Linked DNA regions of Homo sapiens: region 1 is linked to region 2. The links are chromatin loops, found by intact Hi-C in ENCODE. Cell type or tissue: mammary epithelial cell. All regions are shown on one strand. Links, peaks and the distances in the headings refer to the core of each region. The heading gives the core; the rest is flanking DNA.

What was found. Hi-C counts contacts between places; a loop is a spot of excess contacts. Peaks named below come from ENCODE experiments on the same cell type or tissue, not always from the same donor. Only the 100,000 strongest peaks of a DNase experiment are listed, where the experiment ranks them.
Region 1: it touches region 2 in a loop (2.4-fold over the local background); 3 of 110 quality-filtered maps call a loop at or near these places.

Annotation. Positions count from the first base shown.
Region 1 is chr2:170,867,441-170,877,494 of GRCh38, forward strand. No RefSeq gene overlaps it. Among named protein-coding and RNA genes, the nearest start is that of GAD1-AS1, 54 kb to the left of the region's middle. RefSeq lists an enhancer at 6,164-6,223. In mammary epithelial cell, for the core only: a CTCF peak has its summit at 5,966 (motif pointing left); a DNase peak (open chromatin) is centred at 5,961.
Region 2 is chr2:170,403,849-170,413,902 of GRCh38, forward strand. MYO3B (myosin IIIB) reads left to right here. Exons shown (of 35, transcript NM_138995.5): 20 at 399-552; 21 at 1,697-1,785; 22 at 3,867-3,996. Among named protein-coding and RNA genes, the nearest start is that of MYO3B-AS1, 58 kb to the left of the region's middle. In mammary epithelial cell, for the core only: a CTCF peak has its summit at 5,395 (motif pointing right); no DNase peak of the experiment used is centred there; H3K27me3 peaks cover 464 bases.

The sequences.
Region 1 (10,054 bases), core at 4,819-7,318, 460 kb after region 2:
TCTGTCTCCCAGGCTGGAGTGCGGTGGCGCGATCTCAGCTCACTGCAACCTCCACCTCCTGGGTTCACGCCATTCTCCTGCTTCAGCCTCCCGAGTAGCTGGGACTACAGGCGCCTGCCACCAGGCCCGGCTAATTTTTTTTTTTTTTTTTTGCATTTTTAGTAGAGATGCGGTTTCACCGTGTTAGCCAGGATGGTCTCAATCTCCTGACCCTGTGATCCGCCCGCCTCAGCCTCCCAAAGTGCTGGGATTACAGGCGTGAGCCCCCGCGCCAGGCCTGCTGTTCCTATTTCTAATTTCTCAGGTTGTATACATGGATCATTAATTTTGAGCTTTTCTTCTTTTCTAATGATAGCATTAAGAATAAATATTTCCCTACAAGCATCCCTTTAACCATATACTACAAGGTTTCCACATATTATTTTGTTATCATTTGATTCTAAATACAGTGAATTTATCAATTTTCTCTTGTAGTTGGATAATTTTTGCTCTATTATTAGGTATAAACAAGTTTATCATTTTCATATTTTTCTGGTGATTTAAGCTTTTATCACTGTGTAGTGACCAGTGTTGGGTGTGGGGGTTTTTTGCCTTTTTGTCTAATAGTCTATTTTGTCTTATATTAATATAGCTATACCACATTTCTTTAGATTAGTCTCTGCTTGATATACATTTCCTTCTTTTAAGGATATTTCTGTATCCTTATGATTTAGGTTTGTGTTGTATAAATGGCCTAGAGCTAGATTTTATCATTTTCTTTTTTCTTTTTTTTTTTTTTTGTTTCTTTTGAGACAGGGTCTCACTCTGTCACGTGCTGGAGGGCAATGCCATTCTCATGGCTCACTGCAGCCTCCAGATCCTGGGCTCAAGCGATCCTCCTGCCTCAGCCTCCCGAGTAATTGGGACCACAAGCATGCACCACCACACCCAGCTAATTTTTGTATTTTTTGTAGAGACGGGGTTCCAAACTCCTGAACTCAAGCAATCCACCCACCTCAGCCTCCCAAAGTGCTGGGATTACAGATGTGAGCCACCATGCCTGGGCCTTTTTCTGACCCTCTTTGTCTTTTAACTGAAGGAAGTCATTCACTTCATTTATTGTGATTACTGATATATTTTGATTTAATTCTATCATCTCATTTTGTGCTGTTTGTTCCACTTTTTCTCTTCTTCTTTTTTCTCTGCTTGTCAAAAAATTTGGATTCATGGAGGTTTGCTTTTTGTTTCTTTTGTTTTTCTGATTTTCCCCCTCTGCTTATAAGTTATACTCTCTATGTCTGTTTTTCGTTGGCTACCCTAGATACAACAGCATAAATATTTTACCATTTCAAAAGTTAATAATTTTACTCTCCTCATGAGTCATTTAAGAATCCAAGAATAATTTTACTCTGATCCTCTTCCCAATATGCATACCAATGCTATCCAGTATTTTAAGTCTCTCTTCTAACCCCACAATTTGTACATTATTAATAATTTTGTTTGGTTGATTTTTGCTTGATGTGCCCACATATTTACCACTGCGTTTGTGCATGATTCCCTCTTACATCTCAGACCTTTCATTTGGGTCATTTTCTTTTTTCCTGATCTGCATGTGTTTGAACTTTTCCTTATTGAAGCCTATTAATAGCCCCTCTCTAGAAGGAGCTCTCTAACTTTGTCTGCTTCGTGGGCATCATTTCTGAGGCTGGTTTGAAAGCACAATGATCCAGGTGATTTGCTGCTTTGAGGATGGCAACAGTAACTCTTAGATAAAACAGACTTTGTTAAACAGGAAATGTTCCAGTCACACCCCAGGGCTCTGCCTCTAGGCATTATGACTCTGTTATCTCTTACACATAAAGGATACCAGATACATGCATCAAAATGTACCTGCCAGAATCTTAAATCCTTTAATCTGAGCAAATGATATAAAGCAAATTTATAAAGAAAATCTCACTATATTTTTGGCTGAAAAGTGGAATTCTTTAAAATAAATGTGGTATGCAAGGTTGCTTTAATATTCCAATAAAACCACTTCAAAATTCCTATTCCCGGTTCCCTCGTTCTCCATAATGGACATTTGTGTTTTATGCCTGCCAGGCATCTATTGTTTCTTCTTCTGGTCATATCGCCTTCATTTTTCTTTGAGAAAATATTCTTTCTTCATTCTTTCCCAATGAAAGTAAAGGGATGAGCTCACCTTCTGATTCCAGAGATAGTCACCCAACTCAAGTGTGGTCAATCAAGGCATTCTAATCCTCTGGGCAAAACGGATGGACACCTGACCCTAGACAGGCTGATGAGATTCCTGAGGTGAGATCATGAAGCCCCAGACCAGTACTGCAGGCTGTACAAGCTTCCTGAGGCCTCACCAGAAGCAGAGCAGATACTGGCACCATGCTTGTATAGCCTGCAGAACTGTGAGCCAGTTAAACCTCTTTTCTTTATAAATTATGCAGTCTCAGGTATTCCTCTGGGGAGCCCTCAAAGAAACTGTGTGTGGGTGATATGGTTTGGATGTTTGTTCCCTGCAAATCTCACGTTGAAATGTAATCCCCAATGATGGAGGTGGGGTCTGGTGGCCTAACACAGCGGGGGAAAGAAGAGGGCATGAGGAATGGCATTCTACTTTGTAGCAGGTTAATGAGTGGGATTTTCTGTTTGCCCCAAAATTGGTGCTTAGGATCCAATGCTGGAGACAAAAAGGCAGTAAGTACCCCACATTCTAAAGAAAGCGGCTGACCATTGGGATGCTCACCACGCTCACAGCTTACTGGGTGGGGTGGGGTGGGGTGGGGTGGGGTGGGCGTTGAGCTGGCCCTTCTTTTTGTTTTTTGAGATGGAGTCTCACTCTGTTGCCCAGGCTGGAGTACAGTGGTGCGATCTCGGCTCACTGCAATCTCTGCCTCCCGGGTTCAAGCGATTCTCCTGCCTCAGCCTCCTGAGTAGCTGGGACTGCAGGCGCATGCCACCACGCCCGGCTGGTTTTTGTATTTTTAGTAGAGACGGGATTTCACCATGTTGGTCAGGCTGGTCTCGAACTCCTGACCTCAGGTGATCCGCCTGCCTCGGTCTCCCAAAGTGCTGGGATTGCAGGTGTAAGCCACCACGTCTGGCCGAGCTGGCCCTTCTAACACCAGCCATAGCCTCGAACCAGCCCCACAACCCCACCACCTTCTCAGAGAAGAGAGAAGAGATTTGCTAGGGTTGTGAGTTGGGGTCCAACACCCCATTGCAGCTAGAGCCTGGAGGATGAAGAGGAGGCAGCATCCCAGAGGTGATATAGCCCTTCCACTCTGAGGGAAGGTGGAGAGGTTGGGAGAGGACCAGAGCAGTTCACAGCCCTGTCCTGACCACTGCAGTTCCTTTGAGCCATAAGCCTGACAAGATGGGAAAATAGACAGCTTTGAGAAGCTGGAACATCTTTAATAATCAAGGGTGTTCATGAAGTTACGGAATCTAAGCTGGTGGTGGTGCTAAGGGGTCCACTACCTAATGAGAAAGAGATAATAATCTGGAAAGGAGACAAAGACAAATAAAACCAGTTTATGTTTTACCCCACCCAGTTAGGATTGTACAAAAATGTTTACAACTAATTTACAATAATGGCAGAATAAGCACCAGGGATCTTCTTTTTTGGGGGTGGAGGGGCACGGAGTCTTGCTCTGTTGCCCAGGCTGGAGTGCAGTGGCTCAATCTCGGCTCACTGCAACTTCCACCTCCCAGGTTCAAGCAATTCTCCTGCCTCAGCCTCCTGAGTAGCAGGGATTACAGGCACATGCCACCAAGCTAATTTTTGACTAATTTTTGTATTTTTAGTGGAGACTAATTTTTGTATTTTTAGTAGAGACAGGGTTTCACTATGTTGGCCAGGCTGCTTGAACTCCTGACCTCAGGTGATCCACCCGCCTTGGCCTCCCAAACTGCTGGGATTACAGACATGAGCCACCACACCTGGCCGTATTTTTTTTTTTTTTTTTTTTTTTAGGCAGGGCCTCACTCTGTTGCACAGGCTGGAGTACAGTGGTGCAATTATGGTTCATTGCAGCCTTGACCTCCTGGGCTCAAGTGATCCTCTCTGCTCAGCCTCCCGAGTAGCTGAGACTACAGGCACACACCACCACACCCGGCTAATTTTTTGTATTGTTTGTAGAGACAGGGTTTCGCTGTGTTGCCCTGGCTGATTCCAAACCCCTGAGCTCAAGCAATCCTCTCACCTTGGCCTCCCAAAGTGCAGGAATTATAGGCATGGGCCGCCGTGCTGGACCAGTACCAAGGATCTTATTTTCTCCTGATAGTAGTCAAGCTGCCTTACTCTTTCCTATTAGGGAAAAACAAGCTTGATTGTGAATATTTTCCCCCAGATAACTTCAGAGAACAAAAACAAAGAAAAGGGCCCAAAGTAGACTCAACCATTTTATGAGCAGAGAAGGACAAAGAACTTCGACTAGATTTCTATGTTCTTACACACTGAAAGGAAGGAGTGAAAGGACAGGCTGTGGGGTCCAATCAAGGCAATGGCTCCATGATGCCAGGGCATGGTGTTAGTGAAGTGAACAGTGGAGCATGGCCTGCAGACCTAGAAGAGCATCTCCCATGTTGGGCCACTGTGCAGCCCGGGGGACCTTTGGCACATCACAGCAAGAGCTGGAGAATGCCTCCCGGCAGGGCTGAAAGAAATGGTGAATTTCTCGTGGTGCCTGAGGGCACGGCATCCCCACCTGGGCCTTTGGTTTTTTTAAGTTTTATTTTCTTCTTAACTGACAAATAATAATTATATATATTTATGGGGTATAATGTGATGTTTTGATACATGTGTACATTGTGGAATGATCAAATCAGGCTGATTAACTTATCCATCACTTCAAATATTTTTTGTTTCTTTGTGGTAAAACATTTAAAATTCATTCCTTTAGCTATTTAGAAATATGCGATACATTATTATTAACTATAGTCAGTCACCATGCCATGTAATAGATCACCAGAAAAGCATACCTGGAGTTTCCTCAGATAATGCATACGGGGTAGCCTGAATAAATAGGTTTTTACTACTAATGTTGTAACCCTATTTTTCCTTCCATGCAGATGTGGCCTGGGGAAAGATGGGAAAAAGGAGACCGGAGGCAAAACTCCAATCTCTCCTCCCTTCAAGCTGATCTAAAAACTCACTTTTTTCTGTGTGTTGTGGCTCACACCTGTAGTCTCAGCACTTTGGGAAACTGGGGCAGGAGGATCACTTGAAGCCAAGAGTTCGAGACCAGCCTGGGCAATATAGCGAGACCCTGTCTCTACAAATGAATAAAATAAAACTCACTTTTAAAGTACAAACTGCTTTGCATTCCCTGGAAATGGCAATGTATTTGATAGGCATTAGCTTTAGTTTTTATTTCATGGAGCAAATCCTTGTAACCTCTCACTTCTTAGGCCACACCATGCCCTCCGCCTGCGTAGACACTCGTGCACTGCATAGGCCCTGTGTTAAATCCCGCTTAATTGATAGTAGAGATTTTCTTCTCCTACTGCTCCTCCTTCCAAAGTAAATTTAAAATGGAGCAAACTTGAAAGAAAAAAAGAGGGAGAGAGAGACAAAGGGAGAAAGAAGAAGGAAAGAAAAGAAAAGGAAATCTATGGCTTAACTTCTTACTTGTGGGCCTTGGAGAAAATCAGCTGAAAGAAAGGGGTGGGAGGAGGTGAGAGTTAACTGGTGCTCAGTGGACTCCAATTACAACCTAATGGCAAACTGGGGAAAGCACAGACTTCTTGTCTTACTCTAGTCAGGGGGGTCTGAAAGAAGCTGCAATCCCCTTGGGAGGGAGACTTAGAAAGGCGCCTTGTTTTAGTGTTACTTTTAGAGTAGTGGGGGCCGTGATGCTGGTGAGTGGAATAAACAGGAAAAAGAAAAGCAAAAGAACGCTTCCTTTGTGCGTTTTTAACAGGAAAGCCCTCATTGTCTCCTCAGGCTCCACAGACGCCACCTAGTGGGCAAACAACCAGCTGACACTCAGCCGGCAGCTGGGGTCAGCCAGAGTTGACATTTCACGTCGCCCTTACTTCACCTGCCCAGTGCAGGAGTGTAGACAGCGCTTTAGCTCCTCGAAGGTTGCCCATCACTTTTGGGGCAGAAGCAGCAGCTGATCAGGACTGACGGAAGGTGGCTCGGGAGAACCAGGGAGCCCCAAGAGGTGGGACAGAGCAAAGGGGAGTCCTGGCTGCCGCATGCCAGCCAGGAGTCAGGAACTAGAGAGGCCAAGGACTGGCCAGGGTTCCAGCAACACCAAGGATCTGGAATCTAGGGTATCTGATGAGGCGAGTTGGAACTCAGTGGTCCTCAAAACAGAGGTCTAATGCTTAGAAGGTCATCACTATTCAAGACAGTAGCACCAGCCTGCAGACATGCAGTGGTGAGGTTCATTCTAGGCAGGAAATAGCTCTCCTCTGATCCATGCTATATTTTATACTACTGTGTGTGCCTTTGTGGGCCTGGAGAAGACTTCTGGGGCCCGAGAAAGTCTGGATATAAGGAATATTGAACATAAGTTTACCAATCAGTTGACCTTCAGATAGGGAGGTTAGCCTGGATCATGCAGGCAGGCCCAGGGTCATCACTTGAGTCCTTAAAGGCAGAAGGACTCAGGCATGGCAGAATGAGAAGTCAGTGCACGGCTGCTGTTTTGCAGATGAAGGGGACCACGTAAAAAGGAATATTGGTGGCCGGGCGTGGTGGCTCACGCCTGTAATCCCAGCACTTTGGGAGGCCGAGGCGGGTGGATCACGAGGTCAGGAGATTTTGACCATTCTGGCTAACACATGAAACCCCGTCTCTACTAAAAATACAAAAAATTAGCCGGGCGTGCTGGCAGGCGCCTGTAGTCCCAGCTACTCGGGAGGCTGAGGCAGAAGAATGGTGTGAACCCGGGAGGCAGAGCTTGCAGTGAGCCCAGATCGCGCCACTGCACTCCAGCCTGGGCGACAGAGCGAGACTCTGTCTCAAAAAAAAAAAAAAAAAAGGAATACTAGTGCAGTGGCCTCAAGGAGCTGGGACAATGCCAGACCGAAAGTCAGCAAGGAAGCAAGGACTTCAGACCTACCGCTGCGAGGAACTGGATTCGGCCAGCAACCTGAATGAGCTTGGAGGCACGTCTCCCAGCGAAGCCTGGCAATGGGAGCCCGGCCTCGGGAGCATGCGCATCTAGGCAGTGAGTCCAGCCAAGCCAGCCCAGATTTCTGACCCACTGAACCGTAAGAGAATAAATGGATGTGCTGTAAATTTCCCAATTTATGATAGTCTGTCAAACAGCAATGGAAAACTAAGACCAACCCTAACTGAGTTAGCTGGAATGGAGGGTGACTCAAAAGTTACATGGCATAGCCTCTTGGGCAAACACTCTCCACAGCAGTTGGGAGGCTGAGGTGGGAGGTTCACTTGAGCCCGTGATTTCAAGACCAGCCTGGGCAACATAGTGATAATCTATTGCTACAAAACTTTTTTAAAAAAATTAGCTGGGCCTGGTAGCATGTGCCTGTAATGCCAGCTACTTGAGAGGCTGAGGTGGTAGGATCACTTGAGTCTGGGAGGTGAAGGCTGCAGTGAGCTATTGCACCACTGCAATCCAGCCTGGGTGACAGAGCAAGACCGTGTCTTAGGAAAATTATATTTATTTATTTGTTTATTTAAACACTCTCAACTCAAACAAATTTGAAATGGTTCTATTTTTCTCTAACCACTGCCTTCAACTATATGAAGATACATCTTACTGCCTACTGGATAACAGGTACTCTAATAATATCTTGGGTGTTTCTTCAGCTTCCTGGTCACTCTTAGTTATGAAAAGTCTATTTAATTTAAGGTTCCAACATCATATCTGATTGAAAGCATTCCCTCCCCTCATCACCTGAGAGCTTGTAACTGCAGGGAACTGAGTGGAGGGTGTGACATGAATGACTCTTTTACCCTTCTTCCCCCATATCTTCTGGATGGGGTGGCTGCGGCACAGTCTGCCCTTGAGATACCGTCTCCACAGGACACAGGCTCCTGTGGGCTCTAGCTCCTCTGGGAGGTTGAGTCGGGGGAGGAAGAAGAGAGAAAGGGACAGGTGTCTCCTACTTCACTGGGCGGTGTTGTGGCCTTGTCCCGTGGCTGTCCTGCATCTCTGGCTCTCTTGGGTGCATGAGGTCTTCAGAGGGCTCTTAGCAGGGAGTCTCCCTACTGCACTATTGCCCATGTAAGAGTTCCAGCTCTGGCCCAGCCTCTCTCAATCCCCCTTGGCTCCTGCCAGCCTTCTTGGCCCAACCTCCTTTACCCTCCTCAGGGTCCGTTTGACCAACGCGAATATCATACATCCTTGCCACACCAGCCAGTGGGATTGAATCCTGCTCCACGTTCATCCTCCTCGTTTGACCCTGACATTGTTCTTTCATTTTCATTTCCCCTGCTTAGAAAGGCACAGAACAAATTCACATGTCTACTCCCTAACCAGAAAGACAGCAAGAGAATAAAATATCTAAATCCCCCCTTTTCAAGCTTCCCCACTATCTATGAGTAAATTGCTTAGAAGTCGTCTCCCATTATTTAGCTTGGAGGGGGACGGGCATTCCCTCCCCTTCACTAAAGCAATGTTCCTTGCAAAAATCATTGCACGGCTCACAGGGATGAGGGCTTGAATGATGGATGCAAGTAGGAAAGCCAGTTAAGGCACAGCTTAATACTCCCAAGGGAGGCGCCTAACCCAACGGTTGGTGGCTGTCTTTAGAACATGAGGTACGTAAACCTTTGTCCTCATCTTTGAGCCCCAGTCAGCAATTCCTGGGCTCCAGAAACAGTTCTCACTCAACATCCTGTTTCAAAAGTAAGAAATGGTTGGGCTCATGACTGTAATTCCAGCATTTGGGAGGCTGAGGCGGAGGATCCCTTGAGCCTAGGAGTTCAAGATTTCAGTGAGCTATGATTATGCCACTGCACTCCAGCATGGGCAACACAGTGAGACCTTGTCTCAAAAAAAAAAAAAAAAAAAGGTAAAAGAAATGAAAACTGTCTCAACACAAATGCAAAAGATTTCTTCATTTTTTGCCTAATGACATATAATGTTAATAGATTCACAAGACAGGTATGTAGATGTGTACAAACATTGAAATACATCAACTATACAACACAGGATGAGCATGATAAGGCTTAAAGTTCAGGTAAAAAGAAAAATAAAAGGAAAGGCTAGGAGATTTTAGTGGATGAGCTCGCAATGTGACTTGGCCACCAAAGCACTTAATGAAATCTGTGACCAGACACCTCAGAGTATATAGTGCAGCACAGAATGATAATAGCCTCATTGCTCTCACTCTGCTTGGGCCATATCTGGAGGACAATGTGCAATTCTGGGAACCACCTGGGAAAGAGCAGGTGGTCAAACAATATTGACAGAGCTCAACAAAAAGCAACTGGATGAGAAGGTGCTTATAAGATGCCCCATGGGAATATTTGAACACACTGGGGATTTTTCATTTGGATATGACTTGAGGACGGGGAGAGGAAATGATTGCTCTTTGAAGGGTGTTAGCAGTTCCAGAGAGTAAAGCTAAAGCAAATGAACATATAAGTTACAGAGAGGAAGACTGCAACTCAATACAAGAAGAAACATCAAACTTTTCTAATGATACTAATAGTTATCACTGAGTGCTCACTGTGAGTCTAGCACTCGACTTGTATGAACTCATGAAATCTTCACAGCAACCTATAAGGCGGGTACTATTGTCCTCATTTTATGGATGAGGAGACTGAGTGGCATCAAGATAAGTAACTTGTCCAAGGTTACAAGTTCTTGAGTGTCAGGGTTGATGCAAACCCAGGCAGTCCAGCTCCAGAACCCACAGTTCACCTGCCGCCCTACGCTACCATTCCATGGAGTGGGATGCTCTCCTTCACCCCAAGCATGCAAGGATTACAGGATTTTCTGCACTGGGTTGGAGGTTTGACTAAGAGTTCTCTGAAGTCTTTCCAAATGCTATAAGAAACTAAATGTGATTGTTTTCCATGAAAATAATTTTTCATTTAAAAGTATTCCTTCTTTCATTTGGCAAATATATG
Region 2 (10,054 bases), core at 4,138-6,637:
GTTTTTCTAGTTTTCCAACCCTAGATGATTCCTTTGTCGAACTCCTTGCAGAAGAGAAGTCTGTTTTCTTGGTTTAAACAATATTTCTCACCAAAATAAATTTTTTTTTTCAGCTTCACTTCCTTGTACATTAGTTTCTAAATGATAAGTTACCAAGTCCACATTTGAGAGAGATGTTTTACTGGTTTAGCTGCTGCCATAGGCCACTTGTAAGTCAGATTTAAGTGCACAGCTTTAATGGTGTTATATGCAGAAGATTCCTTTATTATACACATAAAACATATCCTGCTTTCCACATGCATTCAATGTTGCTAGACCCAGAAAGTCCATGTCAAAGTATCCTGGTGGTCCCAAGGCTAGTTTTGGGCTGGAGAGAATCACAATCCATTTCCCTCCAGATGGAATATCAGAATGAAGGCATTGATGCTGTACCCGTGGAATATGAGGACAACCGCCCGCTCTTGGACATGTTCCTCCAGAAACCCCTGGGACTGCTTGCACTTTTGGATGAGGAAAGTCGGTTTCCCCAAGCAACTGACCAGACCCTGGTTGGTAGGTAACTTCTGAGAAACAGGCATATACATTTAGAACAAAACTTGGCTTGTGTCATCAATTGAGTGTACTTTAATGAATTTACCTTACATATTTTGTTTATATGGTGGTTTGTAAGAATATAGGCCTTCTTTTTCATTGAATTGAAGTGTTGTGGTAGAATTTGAATGTTAAAGCAAACCCATCGCTATTCCTAACACCTTCCCACTTTCCTATTCTTGCCAACATGATTAGCATTACCCCCATGTTGATTTCATTTTTACACCTTCCTCTCTCTTCTTTCCTATAGGCAATGTTTGCTTCTCCTCCTTTGTGTGCCCCCATCTCATGTCTTCCCCTGTACCCCCATCCACCTCTAATCTGATTTCATGCAGAAGCCCTTTCCAGTCTCCTGACTTCCAGGCTCCTACCTGCCCCATCTACCCTGGACATCCCAGCTAGTTTAGTCTTTCTAAAGCCACCTTCTCATTAGGTTACTATTATCTACAGGATGAATATAGGGCACCTCGTCCTGACATCAAAGGCCCTCTATTCTGTACCCTATTCTTGAATCTTCAGTGTTTTTCACAACCTTTGTTCCTCACTTAGATTGCGAGGTGCTTGGGGCAATGAAGCCTCAGTCTTTATGTGCCTTTAGTGCTTAGCAGTTTCTCATACTTAGTAAGCTTTCAACCACAATAGCAAAGATCGTGTGTTAAAGGAGGAACAAAAAGTTTCAAGCCTTTTCCCCAGCTGGAAAATTGATTTGTGGCAGAGATTCACTTTTATGAGTTGAAATTATAACCCTCAGTGGTTTTCTTTTATATATAACATTGTCACAAGTTGTCCAGATGAGTTTAAACCAGGTTCTAAAACTAACTGGCAGGGCCTCTGGTGTCATCAGTGTCCATGCTAGGAGTTCTTAGAAACAGCAGGAGAATATACGATCTTAGAGCACAGCCTGACATTAAGACAATGCTACACAACTAAGCAAGGATATAATGATAAATGCCCATCATATCGGTGATCTTTCTCCACCCTTGTTAATATCAAGGCCTTATTCTGAAAGCCCTTATTCTGAGTCATTCATGGCTTGAGGAACAAGTTTTTGTTTGAAAGAGGAAATAATTCACATTGTAACTCTCCAACATAAAAATCCACACAGATAAATTTGAAGATAATCTACGATGCAAATACTTCTGGAGGCCCAAAGGAGTGGAACTGTGCTTTGGCATTCAGCATTATGCTGGAAAGGTGAGGCCAGTGTGACAGTTATTAGACCTGAATTTGGCAAAGGGTAAGTGTCTGTATTACCCTGTCTGTGCTGCTCATGAAATTGCTTACAGATTTCTTTCCCATTTTAATTCTTCCTGAATACCTAATCATAATTCTTAAAGTTTCTCAGTGGTGCCACTCACAGAAAGTTGCCCCTGGCATAGAAGCAATTTCTCACTGGGGTGGCCCACAGTGTTGCCATCTGCTTCTCACCTGAGGTTTGGCCTAGAACTGACAGCTCTCCAGAGAGAAAACACATTACAGCTTTTTGCGGTGTTTAGCAGTAAATGTTCACATTCTAAAGTCATTTGGAGACATGTAGGTAATGCAGGAAGGTTAATATCACAGTGGGACTCAATTTTTAGTACTTTAATCATATGTCTAAGGGCCCCAAAATGTCCAGATGAAAAGAAAAAAAAATTCACATTATTATCCAGATGTTAAGCTTTTACAACTTAACTGAAATGTCCACTTTTCATACATTATGCCTCAGTCTCAATTTCAAGTTCCTGAAGCAGATTAGTGACTGATTCAGGAAATTCCCTATCCCATAACCACAAGTTCCTTGCTTATGTTACTCCCAAAGGAGCCATTTGAATTATGGCTGATTGGTTCCTCTGGGCTCTGCTGAGGCTGTAGGTCCAGAAAATTGGTAGGAGTTCAATAAAAGACATTTTTGATTATTTTATTAATTTCAGATGTATTGAAATTGTCATTCATATTCACATCATGGCATTGGAACTGATTTTCCTAACTGGATGTTGGGAAATTCTAGTACAAGGGAAGGGGATTATTTTTCTCTCCACATAGTACTTTATGGTATCTATTTTGGATCTTTGTTAGACATTGCAATTCAGTTTTTGCCCTTAAATATTTTATTTACCTTAGCATATTAAGGTCCTCCTCAGAGTCTGAAATACCAGCATCTACCCTGATTCCCCTCCCCATTCCTCTTTTCTGCCTCCCATTCCTGTCCTCCTCTTCTCACCTCTCTGTCCTTTTATAACTATGTCCTACCCACCCGTCTTCTTGACTCTTACTATTTTCCTTTCTTGATTTTAGGGGAAAAACTTTTTTTATTTTTATTTTTTCTGGCCTCTGTGTCCTTTGCTGCATCCATTTGCCATTCAAAGCTTATTTGTAGAGAAGGAATTCTCTGAGGGTGTTCCTTAAAATTTATCTGAACTGGATCCCCTCTGTTCTGAGAACCAAGAACTACTCAGCATCCTTGAGTGATCACTCAGATCTCATGAGGACCTAGGGAGGCAGTGAGAGTACTTAAAGTGGTTGTGAGCATAGAGTCAAACTGCCTGAGTTTTGATACCTACCTACCACTTGTGAAATGTGTGACCGTGGGCACATTACTCAGCCTCTTCCTAAGTCTCTGCCTGCCTACCAGTAAAATGGAGATAATAATAGTGTTTACCTCATAGGATGGATGCTTTGCACATGGTATCTAATATATTTTAATAATTATTCTGATGTGATTTATCTTTGATAGTAGTCTTCAAAAAGCAACTAGACAGGCCAGGTGCGGTGGCTAACACCTGTAATCCCAGCACTTTGGGAGGCCGAGGCGGGTGGATCACGAGGTCAGGAGATCAAGACCATCCTGGCTAACACAGTGAAACCCCATCTCTGCTAAAAATACAAAAAATTATCTGGGCGTGGTGACATGTACCTGTGGTCCCAGCTACTCGGGAGGCTGAGGCAGGAGAATCACTTGAACCCGGGAGGCGGAGGTTGCAGTGAGCCAAGATCATGCCACTGCACTCCGGCCTGGGTGACAGAGTAAGACTCCATCTCAAGAAAGAAAAAAACAAAACAACAACAAAAGAAAACCCATAAAAAACAAAAACCAAAGCAACTAGACAATAAGTTAAGATAAACTGGTCTGTCAACATCATAATTATTCCCTTTATCTGGTGCTCTGGATATGAAAGCTATGTAAAGATGAGTTCTATATAGAGGTTGATTAACAACTGGTTAGGCAAGTTGCCAGTGTCACCAATGACGGACAGTTGACTTGGCTAATTTGCCGTTTGCTATTCATGTTACAGGTATTATATGATGCTTCTGGGGTTCTTGAGAAAAATAGAGACACTCTCCCTGCCGATGTGGTTGTGGTCCTGAGAACGTCAGAAAACAAGCTTCTTCAGCAGCTCTTCTCAATCCCTCTGACCAAAACAGGTACTTGGGAACCCTCTGATAGCCCTGCTCTTAAAGCTTTTGCAAGACCAGGTGAAATTTTCCAGTTAGTGTCTGAATACTGCCAGGGCTGCACCGCTAACATTGAACTTCTTTAAGCAGGAGTAAGGGTCTAAATTCAAGAAAAGGAAAATGTTTGTTTCTTTTGTAATTGAATTGTGCAGCATCCGTGTGTACACAGACACGTGTAGCTGCACACATAAACATACATACACTATCCATAACATCAACTCTTAGACTTTCTTGTCCTTCTTTTCATTCTTCCCTTTATAAAGCCATACGATATCATTAATTCATGCTAAGCAATCTAGGATAGTCTCAGTTTACCAAAACTTATCAGGAAGATTATTTCTACTTGTGTGTCATTCCAAGTTAAAGGAGTGTGTTGAATCAGAGTTCAGGGGATCCTCAAAGATCACCTTGGTCCAATTTCTACCCAGTTATGACCCCACCCTACCTCTCTCCTAACCAATTTGGAACAGGTCCATCACCTATGTATGTGGCCTTTGCCTACTTACAGTTACCTTCTGTTTAATTGCTGTCAGTCCTCATGCCAAAAAAGCAGGAAACTAGGGCCAAAGAACAGAACTTCCAGGTCTTAACTGTTTTTCCAAATGGATTCTAATTGAGTCAACCTTTTAGAATGTACCTGGGATTCTGCTGCTTTTAGCTGGGCGGCCAACTCAGCCTTCTCACAGCTCTACTCTCAAGGGCTTTGTGTTTTTTAGGCTAGGTCTGGAAATAGCAGTGGGCATGCTTTTAAGAAAAAGAGGAAGAGAAACCTTTTTATCACTGTTCATTGTTCACTATTTCCTCTTCTTTTCTTCCCACATCCCTCTTAACTGGCTGCCAGGTCTGATTTTTAGCAGCTTGCAGAGGAATGAAAAGCCTGGCTAAGAAAAAAAAAAAAGCCACAGTCTACAGCCTTTGCTTCATCTTAACTTGGAAGGAAAGTTGAAATCCGGCTCTTTTTTCAGACATGCTCCTGTAAACAGAACTAGTAGCAGTGCCCATCAGAAGGCTGCCCTCCAGCTTCCATTCCAGACCTTCCTTGGAGCAGCCGGGGTTTAATTCAATATGGAATCCCAGGAGCTCGGGGCAGGTGTGGAAAGGGCTATCTGGTGTTTCCTTACCAGAGACCCAGGGATGTAGACTCCTCATCAGGCGACTTCAGCACAGAGGTGAAGAGACAGCCATTATTGATAGGGGACATGCTCTCTGGGAAAAAAATCTATCCAAATAACTCTTCAGCTGGCATTTACATCCTCCCACAAATATTAATAACGACTTGTCAAATCTGTTCACAACTTCGGAATTTCCGATTTTTCAACCTTTGGCAAAATAAAAACCATTTAACAGCCTGGACCACTAGGGGGCGCTATGCAGAAAGTAAGGCCCTGCAGCCGGTCTCTGTTCTCCCTTGATTCACCCAACTGCGGGAGGAACAGGAACAAAGAGATAACCTCCGCCGCTGCGTCTTTTTTACCCCTCCCAAAGAGCTTTCCTCTTGTTTCTGAATCTTGTTTTGAAACTACACTCCACACCACTTGATAGAAACAAAAGTGAAAAATAAGACTAGACACAAACGTGATGTACCAATAGGCTTCCCAGTATTCCTGAGCTATATATTATGCATAGTAATTTCCTTTGAGATCCTAAGCTTGAGTATAGCTTAGGATTCTCCACATTTTGAGTATAGTTAAGAAGCCACAAACATCAAAACTTATAAGCATGATTGTGTTTTCTTTTTCTGGAATTATTTATGTAGGAATGAATTCAATCAACAAACATTTAAAGAACAGCTTCTAGTAATAAGGTACTTTTTAGGCAACGAGGGAAATATAGGAGTAAAGGTAATACGGCTTTGCCGTACACCAACTAGAACTTTCTTTTAACTTCATTTTCTATATGGAATTTTCTATACAGAATTGGGCACTAATTTATCTCCTTATGACAATAGTTGCCCTCAAACCTCGATTCTAACATGATTGTGCATCCTGTGTTGAATGTCAGAATATTACTTTTCTAAATTTTAAAACGTTCATAGTCTATATTTTTGGGGGTTATTATGTTACAGCCTTTGAAGATGGGAAACCTCACTGGACAGAAATAAGTTATGCTGTTCTTTGCCAATGCTTGTTTCAGGCATGTCCCTCTCGTGAAGGGGAAGGTGCCTATACATCTTGATGTTCCCACTAGAAGCAAGATCCCACACTATCCTGGCACTTTGGAAAAGAATATGCTAATATTTTCAATGCATAAGAAACCATTTTCTTGTCACTTTTATTTTTCCTTGCTTTAATTGTTTTATCGAAATTAAATGGAGCACTAGTTCAGTAAGCATATATATTATGGTCAATTACTTTACAAACCTCTTTTGAGGAATGAACTACAGGGAGGAAGGAAAAAGATCAAAGTTGAGGCCAGGCGCGGTGGCTCACGCCTGTAATCCCAGCACTTTGGGAGGCCGAGGCAGGCGGATCACAAGGTGGGTGGATCACGAGGTCAGGAGTTCGAGACCAGCCTGGCCAACATAGTGAAACCCCGTCTCTACTAAAAATACAAAAAATTAGCCGGGTGTGGTGGCGGGCACCTGTAATCCCAGCTACTAGGGAGTCTGGAGCAGGAGAATTGCTTGAACCCAGGAGGTGGAGGTTGCGGTGAGCCAAGACCATGCCATTGCACTCCAGCCTGGGAACAGTGCAAGACTCCGTCTCAACAAAAAAAAAGAAAAAAAAAAAAAAAAAAACTTGGGAAACCTTAGAGGCAATTAGCTCAAAGCATAAAAGGAGGTCCAGTGCTGGACTCCTCAATTTTGAAAGAGGAGAAGACGTTTGTTAGGAAGACCCCTAAGAGATGTTGGCAGTGGTCTGGCTCCTGATCTTGGTGGTGGTTACATGTATGCTTGCATTATATTTATTATGCTGTACATTTATGTTTTGCATACTTTTTTGTGTGTGCATTCTGTGTCATAGTAATGTTGGGTTTTTTTCTCCAAAAGATAGAGAAGACCCCTTAAAATACAAAGAGAAAAAAAAAGCTTGATGTGGTAGCGCATGGCTAGAGTCCCAGCTACTCAGGAGGCTGAGGCAGGAGAATCACTTGAGCCCAGGAGTTCAAGGCCGGTCTGGGCAACACAGTGACACCCCCCATCTCTGAAAAAAAATTAGAATTAAAATTGTTTAAATGCAAAGAAAAACTTTAATTTCTTTATCGAAGGATTCCTGACAGTTAACTTGAGGTTTTCTGGTAGCTAGATTGCCACTGTCCTTTGCTTTCAAAACAGCCCCAGGATCACTTTCCTGTTCTTTCAAGTTACCTCCTCTCTGGGTTGCTGGGCAGGTAACATTCCCTTCATTAGTATATATCAAAAAAAGTATAGTCATGCATAGCTTAATGATGGGGATGCATTCTGAGAAATGCATCGTTAGTTGATTTCATCGTTGTACAAACATCATAGAGTTCTTACACAAACCTAAATGATATAATCTACTATACATCTAGGCTATATGTTGTAGTCTACTGTTCTCGGGCTGTAAACCTGTACAGTATGTTACTATACTGAATGTTGTAGTTAATTGTAAGACAATGCCAAGTATTTGTGTATCTAAACATATCTAAACATAGAAAAGGTACAGTACAACTATGGTATGATAATGTTACAGGACCACCAGTTTATATGCAGTCCATTGTTGACCAAAATGTACATGGCGCATGACACTACTGGGGCTTGATTTAATTTCTTATCAAGGTTGAGAGGATCAACCTCGGTGTGTATATGTGCAATCATAATATAAAATCATAGAGAGTAATCCAGTTGGTATTTTCTTGTTTCCAGCTCCCACTTTCCAGACTATTGAAGAGATTAAAAAGCATGAGGAGTAGAATAAGGAGGCCCAAGGTCACCAGGAGACAGGGCTCCTCCCAGGTTTCTGCAGCCCCCTTCTGCTTACACCTGGCTGCATCTGGCTGTGGAGCTGCCTGTGCCTGAGAGGCACACTCTCACTGCAAGGTTCTCAGTGACCTTGTGGTAAAAGGAGGCAGCCACAGTCAATATGAATTCTCTCTGTTCTCTTCTCATGCTTATGCAGCCAGCCTTTTGCCTGCAGATGGGCCACTTCAGACATGATGAAATGTTCTTTGTAATACTTCCTATTGATAGGAAATCCTCTGAAGATTTTAGGTGTGAAAATTTGAAGTAGCAGCAACACTGCTTTCTAACCCTTCGGCTGAGACTTTTCAAACTGAATGATCTAGATAGAAAAACATTAAAAGGAAGGATGTTATAACATGGTTTCAAGGCATATTTTCCTGTTTGGGTAATGTTCCACTTGCAACTAGTAAACTGAGAGAAAAGCTTAAAAGGCTCAGGGGAAGAAAGAAACAGAGTTTCAAAAAGAACTTGAAAATTCATTTTTGTCTTTGAATCATGAATTCTGACTTCCAAATAGTAGTTTGGGGTGTTAAAGAAGTTATGAACTTGGGAGAAACTAGGAAAAATAAGAATAGCACCAGAGGGAACATTCTCTGAACCTCAAAGTTTGATTTTTGCTTCAGAACCTAGAACTGAGTTTTACCCTCATTGCCTTCTTCTGTCTGAAGACTCAGGTCTCTTCCATGGGATTTGATTTGCAGTGAAAATCAACAATAAAGTATCTGTTTATTGACTTCTATTTGCTCCTCTTTTTTTGGATGGGGGAGACAAGATGAGCCCCTACATTGTCATATCTGTAAAGCACTATAACACCTTCACTGCTGAAATCCTTGCAGTCAGTTTTCCGAGTCCTGATTCTGTAATGCCCAAAATGAATTAAGCTCTTAAGAGAGCGCCTTTTGGTATCCATCTCTCAGTTTCCATTTTCCACTTATGGCTGTTGGTCTATCCTGATAGTTTAGCAAAAGGGTCTAGCAGATGAGCTGAATCTAATTGACAAAATTTCAGGGCCACAGACATGGATAGTGCTGGCTCTTCCTGAAATGGAGGCTCTGATGAGCCAGCCCCATCAGGGAGGCCTGGGGAGTGAGTTCCTCCTTACAAAGAGACCCACTTCTTTCTATTTAATTTGGGAAGTGTATCTCAGTCAATAGATAATTATGTATTGAGAATCTGTCTAGATATGGTGCTATGTATAGGTTATTTCTAGAAGTAACACAACAAAGTCCCAGCTAGAATGGCCAGAGATCAATAGTGCCAAATCCCAAAATGTATAAAAGATGAACAAAAAATCTACATTCTGAACAGGCATGCAAATCCATAAGTGAAGCAATATAACAACTATATCCATACAAATAAAAATAGAAGGAAATGTCAGGGAAATGTCATGGGTAAACATGAGGAAAGACTTCTTTTAACTAAGAAAGGCTTATTGGAGTGGTGTCTGTTTGTTTGTTTTTAGTAGAGACTAGAGAAAATTGGACAGTCTGGGAGTAATGAGGCATTCTAAGCCAGGGCCTACAGCACTGGAAAGGAGAAGGGAGTGGAAGTTAGATGATTAAATGAATAGGACAAGGAGGAAAGACCTCTTTGGGCAGAGGGAGGTTGTGAGGAGGAAGAAATGATGGCAGGCTGCTGAGCAGAGGATGGCTCGTGATGCTGATCTGAACTGCCGTGAGTGGTGGGGCTGTGCTCTTGAAGAGCACAGCTTTAGGGTGAGAAAGGAAAACTTGAACAAGGGTGTTAGAGACTGACTAGTGAGAGCCAGGGTGCACCCACGGTGTTGTGTGTATATCTGTGTATGAATAGGTGCTCAGTTAATACTTTCACATTCTAGATTTAGATTTAGGATCCAGTTTGAGTAAATTTCTGTATAAAATGTAAGGTTAAGATGTTTTGGTTTTTTTCTTCATAACTATGCCTAGTTGTTCCAAAACCATTTGTTGAAATAACTATCCTTAGGCCGGGTGCGGTGGCTCATGCCTGTAATCCCAGCACTTTGGGAGGCCGAGGCGGGTGGATCACGAGGTCAGGAGATCAAGACCATCCTAGCTAACATAGTGAAACCCTGACTCTACTAAAAATACAAAAAAATTAGCCAGGTGT